Linked DNA regions of Homo sapiens: region 1 is linked to region 2. Evidence: chromatin contacts called from ENCODE Hi-C data. All regions are on one chromosome and are shown on one strand. Each heading gives the region's core, a stretch centred on a gene start or an enhancer-like site at or near the end of the contact. The rest is flanking DNA. Distances are from core to core; before and after follow the strand shown.

What was found. A loop is a pair of places that touch in the nucleus more often than their neighbours do. Pooled maps may share reads with other maps.
Region 1: a loop to region 2 is called in a pooled map, with 2.7 times the contacts of the local background. The contact joins two enhancer-like sites. A Hi-C loop is called at or near these places in 3 of 50 pooled maps.

Annotation. Positions count from the first base shown.
Region 1 is chr16:22,023,830-22,027,961 of GRCh38, reverse strand. The region is part of intron 1 of MOSMO (modulator of smoothened); the gene reads right to left. Among named protein-coding and RNA genes, the nearest start is that of MOSMO, 18 kb to the right of the region's middle. RefSeq lists a silencer at 89-248 and an enhancer at 644-1,843. Within about 2 kb of position 1,406, at least 7 of the 41 ENCODE cell types and tissues checked have a DNase peak (open chromatin) inside an H3K27ac peak, as active enhancers do.
Region 2 is chr16:21,645,978-21,649,847 of GRCh38, reverse strand. All of the region lies in intron 4 of METTL9 (methyltransferase 9, His-X-His N1(pi)-histidine), which reads right to left. It overlaps IGSF6 (immunoglobulin superfamily member 6), which reads left to right. Exons shown (of 6, transcript NM_005849.4): 2 at 2,356-2,715. LOC124903663 (a long non-coding RNA gene) reads right to left here. Exons shown (of 2, transcript XR_007065025.1): 2 at 2,381-2,916. Among named protein-coding and RNA genes, the nearest start is that of IGSF6, 4.7 kb to the left of the region's middle. Within about 2 kb of position 2,512, at least 8 of the 41 ENCODE cell types and tissues checked have a DNase peak (open chromatin) inside an H3K27ac peak, as active enhancers do.

The DNA.
Region 1 (4,132 bases), core at 157-2,656, 380 kb before region 2:
CCAGATGTTCTTCCAAAAGGTTATAGTTAGCTTGCCACACAACTCCTGGAGACTGCTCTTTGTGGCTTCAGTGAGGCAACTGTCCCCAAAGGAATACAGATACTTTCATACTGAGGCAGAGAAACTGAAGGCAAGGGCTAGGGGCAGGAAACGAATGAGAAATTCAATTTTCTTGTCACTGCACAAGTAGAGTAGGTGTTTAGCAGCTTGCTTTCTCACTTCCCAAACAGAATCTTCAGTGTTTTGGTTCAGAAAAATCTATTTTTGTCCTAAATTCTACTTCAAAACCTTGAGATTAAAATAAAGGGCACTCTGATAAGAAATTTTCTGTCCCTATCACTCATAAATCTGGAGGAGAAAACGGAGAGGAAGAAGGATAAATAATAATAGCTGCCACTATATTTTGAGTGCTTTCTTAGTGCTGGGTGTAGTATTAAGTGCTTTATGTGTGCTCAAGTTAATTCTCAAAACAATTCAATAAGGAAACTCAGTAACAGGCTAAATGACAAGGTACCAGCTAGAAGGAGTTGGTTAGAACATGAACCAAGTCTAATTCCACAGGTGTGCTCAAAGTTTACTATGTAGGAATATTTTTGTATAACGGTTAAATTTTTCTTGAATGTTTGTCCAGAGAGTTAAAACTTTAGAAACATTAACAAAGATGTCTCATAAACACTGATTTCCCCAGACAAGTGGCGCATTTTCCACAAACCGCTATTTTGGACAGAAAATACTAAAATAATTTTCTCCAGGTGTTTAGAAACGCAGTTAACCTAATGAAAGCACTATAACACAGTTTTGCATTCTTACTAGTGATATAAAGCACTTTTTCAAATTAATCTGATTGCCCACCTTACTTCCTTTTAAAATTATATTGAAATCCTAGTCCTAGATTTTCTTGAGAATTTCTCTAGTATATTACATAGAATTATATTTTAAAGCCACACACTAAAGACAGTTTAGGAGTGATTTAAAAAATGGAATTTCACTTTGATTCTGTTAATTCAAGAAGAGGATCTTCAAACACTGTAATTTAAAAAAAACAGAGACTTGCTACACGAATACTTTAAGCAAGAGCTAAATTCCTGAACAGTTTAACTCCTCCTATCATTTTTACTCAGCAGAATTTCAAATAGCAGCTTGTGTACCCAAGTTATTTACATATTTTCTTCCTTAATCATCTCCTTTTCAAAGGACATAGAGTTCATTTAACAACCAGTTATTATGTCCTAGTTTTATTGCTATTTTTATTTGCTTTCTTTAATGAATGAATCATTTCCAAAACCAGTTTGTAAAGTAATACTCATTTCCGCTATTTCACGTAAAAAGCACAGGTCCAACAATTGCACTCTTTACCACCCCTTCCCGTATGTCTCACCACCAAATCACTATAAGACATCCTAAATTACAAACAGATTAATGTCTTTAAGAATGCAATTCTCAGGCTGGGCGCGGTGGCTCATGCCTGTAATCCCAGCTCTTTGGGAGGCCGAGGTGGGCGGATCACCTGAGGTCAGGAGTTTGAGATCAACTTGACCAACATGGTAAAACCCTGTCTCTACTAAAAATACAAAAATTAGCTGGGCTTGGTAGCACGTGCCTGTCATCCCAGCTACTCAGGAGGCTGAGTCAGGAGGATCACTGCAACCCGGAAGGTGGAGGTTGCAGTGAGCCAAAATCGCACCACAGCACTCCAGCCTGGGCGACAGAGTGAGATCCTGTCTCCAAAAAAAAAAAAAAAAAAAAGAATGCAATTCTCTCATATCCAACTTCCAGACTTAGTTATCATACAGACCATAAATAATTGTGACTTGGACACTAGCTAATATTCCAGGAACTAGTTATTGGTGAAGCAGGAGGAATTAGGAAAAAAGCTGTTAGGTCATCTAGGTCATCTCAGAATTTGTAAAGAATGGGTAGGTCAAATACCCCTTAGGAAAGCAGATTTCAAAAAACTAGGCCTGATTACATGGAATGAAATTATTGAAAAAAGGGGGTTCAAATGGTTACTAAGTTCTTGAAAATGTGGTTCTAATAATTACAGAGGGTGTTAATAAGAGAGAGGTACTAAACAAACCAGGATGGTTAAAACAGGACTCATCAGAAACAGCACACTATAAAAACAGCAGTGTGGTATGACTCCAGCATCATTTAATGCCAGGTAAATCATTCCCTTCTTTGAATATGCTTCTTCAACAGCAAAATGGGGACATTTCCCCTGCAGAGCTGTTGTAGGGGGTTTGTTACCTACTAAGATCAGTATTTCTTTGCAGTTCTTTTTGTCCTTAGGTTATATCCCATCATTAAGAGAGCACAGTCAGAGTTTTATGTTGAAAAGTTACTTGATAATTCCTTTTTTCCTTGATGGTTACATGATTAATTTGATGTACAGTTAGGCTCACTGATTTCAATTTGTATTCAATATTGAAATTTACTTTTTTCAACAGTAAGACTACTCTTCTTTACAGTAGTGGTACTATTCATATGAGGTAAACACTGTGGCCAGTTGTCCATGGACTAGAATTTATATGTAAACAGTAGAATCGGTATGGTAACATTTATATCTACAACTTAATATTTATTACAATAAAGTATTTATGATCAATTTTTAAGATAACTGCCTATGGCTCCCGAAAAGACTATAGCTAAGGATCTTCAAAAGTTAGTCTGATTAACTTTAGTTGACACTTACATAGTGCTATGTGCCAAGCACTGTAAGTGTTTTATATACATGAAACAGACCTCTGAGGTATGTTGCCCAAAATCATGCTGCTAGTAAGCTGAACAGATAGAATTTTTTTTTTTTTTTTAGACAGAGTCTTGTTCCATTGCCCAGGCTGGAGTACAGTGGCACAATCATATCTCACTGCAGCCTTGAACTCCTAGGCTCAAGCGATCCTTCTGCCTCAGCCTCCCGAGTAGCTAGGACTACAGGCACACATCATCATGACTAGCAATTAAAAAAAAAAATGTTTGTAGAGATGAAGTCTTGCTATGTTGCCCAGGTTGGTCTCAAACTCCTGGGCTCAGGCGATCCTCCCATCTCAGCCTCCCAAAGTGCTCAGATTACAGGCACATGAACCGTCATGTCCAGACAGAACAGGTAGAATTTGAACCTAGGCTCTACAGTCTGTCCTGTTAGCCACTTTAATATAATGTCTCCTGCATTCTAACTGATTACACATATGTCCCTGCCATAAATAGGAGCCATAAAACTTAAACCTTTTCTGGTTACTTAAATGTGTGACCTTAAGAAAATTATTGTATCATAACTTTCCCACTATTAAAAATGTTTTCGGCCAGGCGCAGTGGCTCATGCCTGTAATTCCAGCACTTCGGGAGGCTGAGGTGGGCAGATCACAAGGTCAAGAGATCGAGACCATCCTGGCCAACATGGTGAAACCCCGTCTCTGCTAAAAATACGAAAATTAGCTGGGTGTGGTGGCATAAGCCTATATAGTCCCAGCTACTCAGGAGGCTGAGGCAGGAGAATCACTTGAACCCTGGAGGTGGAGGTGGCAGTGAGCCGAGATCATACCACTGCTCTCCAGCCTGGTGACAGAACAAGACTCCGTCTCAAAAAAAAAAAAAAGTTTTCAAAGATAATCAACTGCTGTAGACTAAATCTCCTATACATATTTGTAAATATTATTTAGGCCAAATCAACTGCTCTACCTAACCACTAATTTCACTCATTCAATCAACATTCATTAAACATTGCTGGGAGGTAAAGTGAGTCAATTTATTCTCCTGTCTTCTCCAAACCCCACTGAAATGACCAATATAATATACCAAAGAAACTGTCTAGAAGATCTAGATCCAGGATTTCAATATAATTTTAAAACAAAGGTTGGCAACTAATTTGAAAATGTGCTTTATATCAGAATTAAGAATGTAAAATAGTGTTATAGTCCTTTTGTTGGATAAACTAAGTTTCTTAAGAAAATATATATATATATATATAATTTGTACAAAATTCTATAGCAGCATGAGAAAATGACAAGAATACCATCAACAAAGCAGAATCACTGAAGAATTTCTTGAATCTATACAAGAGAAAACAGGTTCACAGAAAAGGAGTAAGTACCTCTGTAGCCTGTATCAATACAGTCAAAAGACAAGAGTCTTCTTC
Region 2 (3,870 bases), core at 1,263-3,762:
AGTCTCAGCTACTCCAGAGGCTGCAGTGAGAGGATTGCTTGAGCCCAGAAGACAAAGGCTACAGTAAGTTAGCCAAGATCACACCACTGCATTCCAGTTTGGGCGACACAGTGGGACCCTATCTCAAAAATAAAAATGTGTAAATAATGGAATCGTCCACTTTTTAAAAATAATTTTACAAATAAAAATAAAAACATTATCTGAAAGATGACTTGAGACTGAGACAGTGCTTAACTTTGCTAAGTTTTGGCAGACCCAATTCCATTTTAAATTTCCACTCAGTATATACTATAAAATGTTTCACTGTACTTGTAAGGTGCTTGAGTCTGGGCAGGAGACATGAGGTTGTATTTCTCAGACTTGAGAGGGAATCCAATCCCCTTGGCTGGAGATGGAGCTGAGCTGGGCCTCCCACAGACACGAAGCTCAGAGAAGCTTGCAGGCCTCCTCCAGGTGACTGCACCCTCTTGTCTGGTTTGCATTTATCAGGTCACCACAGAGCTCCCAGCTCATCTCATGTTGCACAAATACTAAAATATAACATGATGAGAAGAGAGCAAGGCGCAGTGGCTCACACCTGTAATCCCAGCACTTTGGAAGGCCGAGGCAAGCGGGTCGCTTGAGTTTAGGGGTGCAAGATCAGCCTAGGTAACAAGGTGAAACCCTGTCTCTACAAAAAATACAAAAATTAGCTGGGCACAGTGCTGCAGGCCTACAGTCCCAGCTACTTTTGAGAAGCTAAGGCAGGATGATGGCTTGAACCTGGGAGGTCACAGTTGCAGTGTGCCGTGATTGCACCATTGCACTCCAGCCTGGGAGACAGAGACTCTGTCCAAAAACAATAACAAAAATGAAAACAAAAACAAAAAAACATGGTGAGAAGAGACTCGCATCACAAACGCCATGATTCTAACTTTAATTCCTCTGCTGTTATGAATGGGGATCCATAAGAGAAACGCTAAGAGAAAAAAGCCCCTGTCTGAAAATTAAGCATCAGACCACTTGGATGACTTTTCAGTTTCATTTACAGTAGCAAAGGACAAACTCACACAAATAGGACCATTTGGGAATATATGACCAGGCGGAACTCAGACCAAAAACTTGACAAATTCCAATTTGTCTCAACCAATACTATTTTACCTATGGCCTCCCCTGCCGCAAAAGAAGGGTTTAGGGCGGGTCTTTCCATTTGTGCACTCGAGTGGCTTTCCAGCTTCACATGCCTGGGATATAAAGGCCAAGGTGGGGGACTCAATCCTCATAACTTGGAAGAGCACCACATGGTGGACAGTACACTGGAGTGGGTGACTAATCCCAGCTCTGTGAACACCTTGTGGCTAGACGTCCACAACCATCTCTCCAACAGCCATCTGACACTGTGGGAACAGTAGCAGTGGCGGCTGCAGCAGCAATCGCTCCCTTGTATTTAATACTTACTATAGCTTAGGCAGGTAAACACTTCCTAGGCATCATCTTGAACGTCACACTAACTGCATGAGGTCAACAATACTATCCCCATTTTCTAATGAGGAAACTGAGATACTGAGATTATAATGCTGGGAACAGGCAGAGCTAGGATTTGAACTCAAGTCTGTGCTCTTTATCACAATATTGTTAATTAAATAAGATAAATGCTACAAGGGCCTACAAAGCAGCACACACGCCAGGGAGAAACCAAATCTGCTTAGCTATGGCCTGGCGAGCTCATATGGTCCCTGCTCAGTAATCAAAGACATGGTAGGCTAAGCCAGGGCTGCATTTCCACAGGTGTACATGTTGCCTTTTATCATGTTTCCCAAAGGGACACCAGGCTCACAAAGAAACAATTGTGAATGGCCATGAATTCCTGGCGATCTCAACTCCCACAAAGCACAAACATCGCTGCTGCTCATAGGCTCCATCAGCGGCAGCAACGTTCGTCTGGGGACACAGGTTACCACACTGAACACAGCACTCTGGGGAGGCCAGGGTGCGGACAAGAAAGCAGGCAGGAGATTAAGTGATTGGATCGAAGGAAAGCTTGTAAGGAGCAAGAGTCACAGATGGACCCCAAACTTCTGAGTCCAATACGGTGCCACCTCTATGCAGGCCTCCTGCACAGGGACTCTGTTCCCCTGAAGCCTCTCTAGGGCTGGCCTCCAGTGAACAGACATCATGTGACCCAGCAGGTCAAGGTCAGAAAACAGGAGGAGTTGGGGCAAGTGAGGACCACTGGTGTTTATTTTTAGTCTTATTTATATTGGGATTAAGGTAAGAAAAATAACAGAATGGCTGGGTTTCCTACCTCAAAAATATAATAAAAGCACAAAGTGAGGTGGCAGGCCCATTAACCCACTCATCTGCTTCCTCCCACAGGTGCTGTGGGCGCCTGTACTCTCTCTGTCACACAACCGTGGTACCTAGAAGTGGACTACACTCATGAGGCCGTCACCATAAAGTGTACCTTCTCCGCAACCGGATGCCCTTCTGAGCAACCAACATGCCTGTGGTTTCGCTACGGTGCTCACCAGCCTGAGAACCTGTGCTTGGACGGGTGCAAAAGTGAGGCAGACAAGTTCACAGTGAGGGAGGCCCTCAAAGAAAACCAAGTTTCCCTCACTGTAAACAGAGTGACTTCAAATGACAGTGCAATTTACATCTGTGGAATAGCATTCCCCAGTGTGCCGGAAGCGAGAGCTAAACAGACAGGAGGAGGGACCACACTGGTGGTAAGAGGTCAGTCAGCGAGGCTTTATTTCAGTGCATCATTGCATCTTGTTCAGGCCTGTAAAATCATTACCTCACTCACATGTAGAAATCAGGAGATAAATTTGCTAAGTTAATACCCTAGCCAGTGATGGGTGTGATCTGAACACAAGTCACCATGAGGTTTGGACTAAAGAACTACTCCAACTGGCTGGGCGTGGTGGCTCACACCTGTAATCCCAGCACTTTGAGGCTGAGGTGGACGAATCACTTGAGGTCAGGAGTTCAAGACTAGCCTGGCCAACATGGTGAAACCCCATCTCTACTCAAAATACAAAAATTAGCCGCGCATGGTGGCATGCACCTGTAGTCCCAGCTGCTTGGGAGGTTGAGGCAGGAGAATCGCTTGTAACCCAGGAGGCGAAGGTTGCAGTGAACCGAGATCGCACTACTGCACTCCAGTCTGGGCAACAAAGCAAGACTCCATCTCAGAAAAACAAAAGAACTACTCCAATCCATCTCGAACATCCACTAACACAAAGTCAGTGATTTGCTGGGTGCTCTATTCTCCCTACATGGTGATGTTTAACCAACCATGTTCACCTCTTTTGTATATTACAGTGATTTAGTGTAAAGTACCATGTCCAAAGGGAACCTTGTGGTGAGTAACTATCAGCTTTCTCAGGAACTAGTCTGGTAATGCACCACCTAGAACAAAGCACTAGAGAAGTGTAAAAGATCAATAAATTGGACCCACAGAAACTATGCAACATGGAGAATAAGCACAGATTTGGAGAGAAGCTACTCAGGGATCCCTGACCCTTCCCATTCTGCCTGGACATCAGTGAACGGAAAGTGATGACTCTCACTTCCTGAGATTTGATAAAACCCATGACAATTCCTCAGCCGAGCGAGGACATCAAACATAGCTAAATCCTATCAGTAATTTCACCAAGTCATTCCCTTGAGTAAACTGAGATTAAGACATTCCCGAGAAAAAAAAAGGGGGAATTTCAGAGAAAAAGCTTTACATGATTCTGAAGGAAAAAAGAGAACAGCAGCAACTCCTCGCCTTGTTGGGGTCTCTTCCCTTAGGAAGGACCCTGGTATGATGAGCAGAGATTGTTAAAACATGAACTCAAAATCAACCAGCCCTTCGATTTCAAAATAGGACTCTGAGGAAGG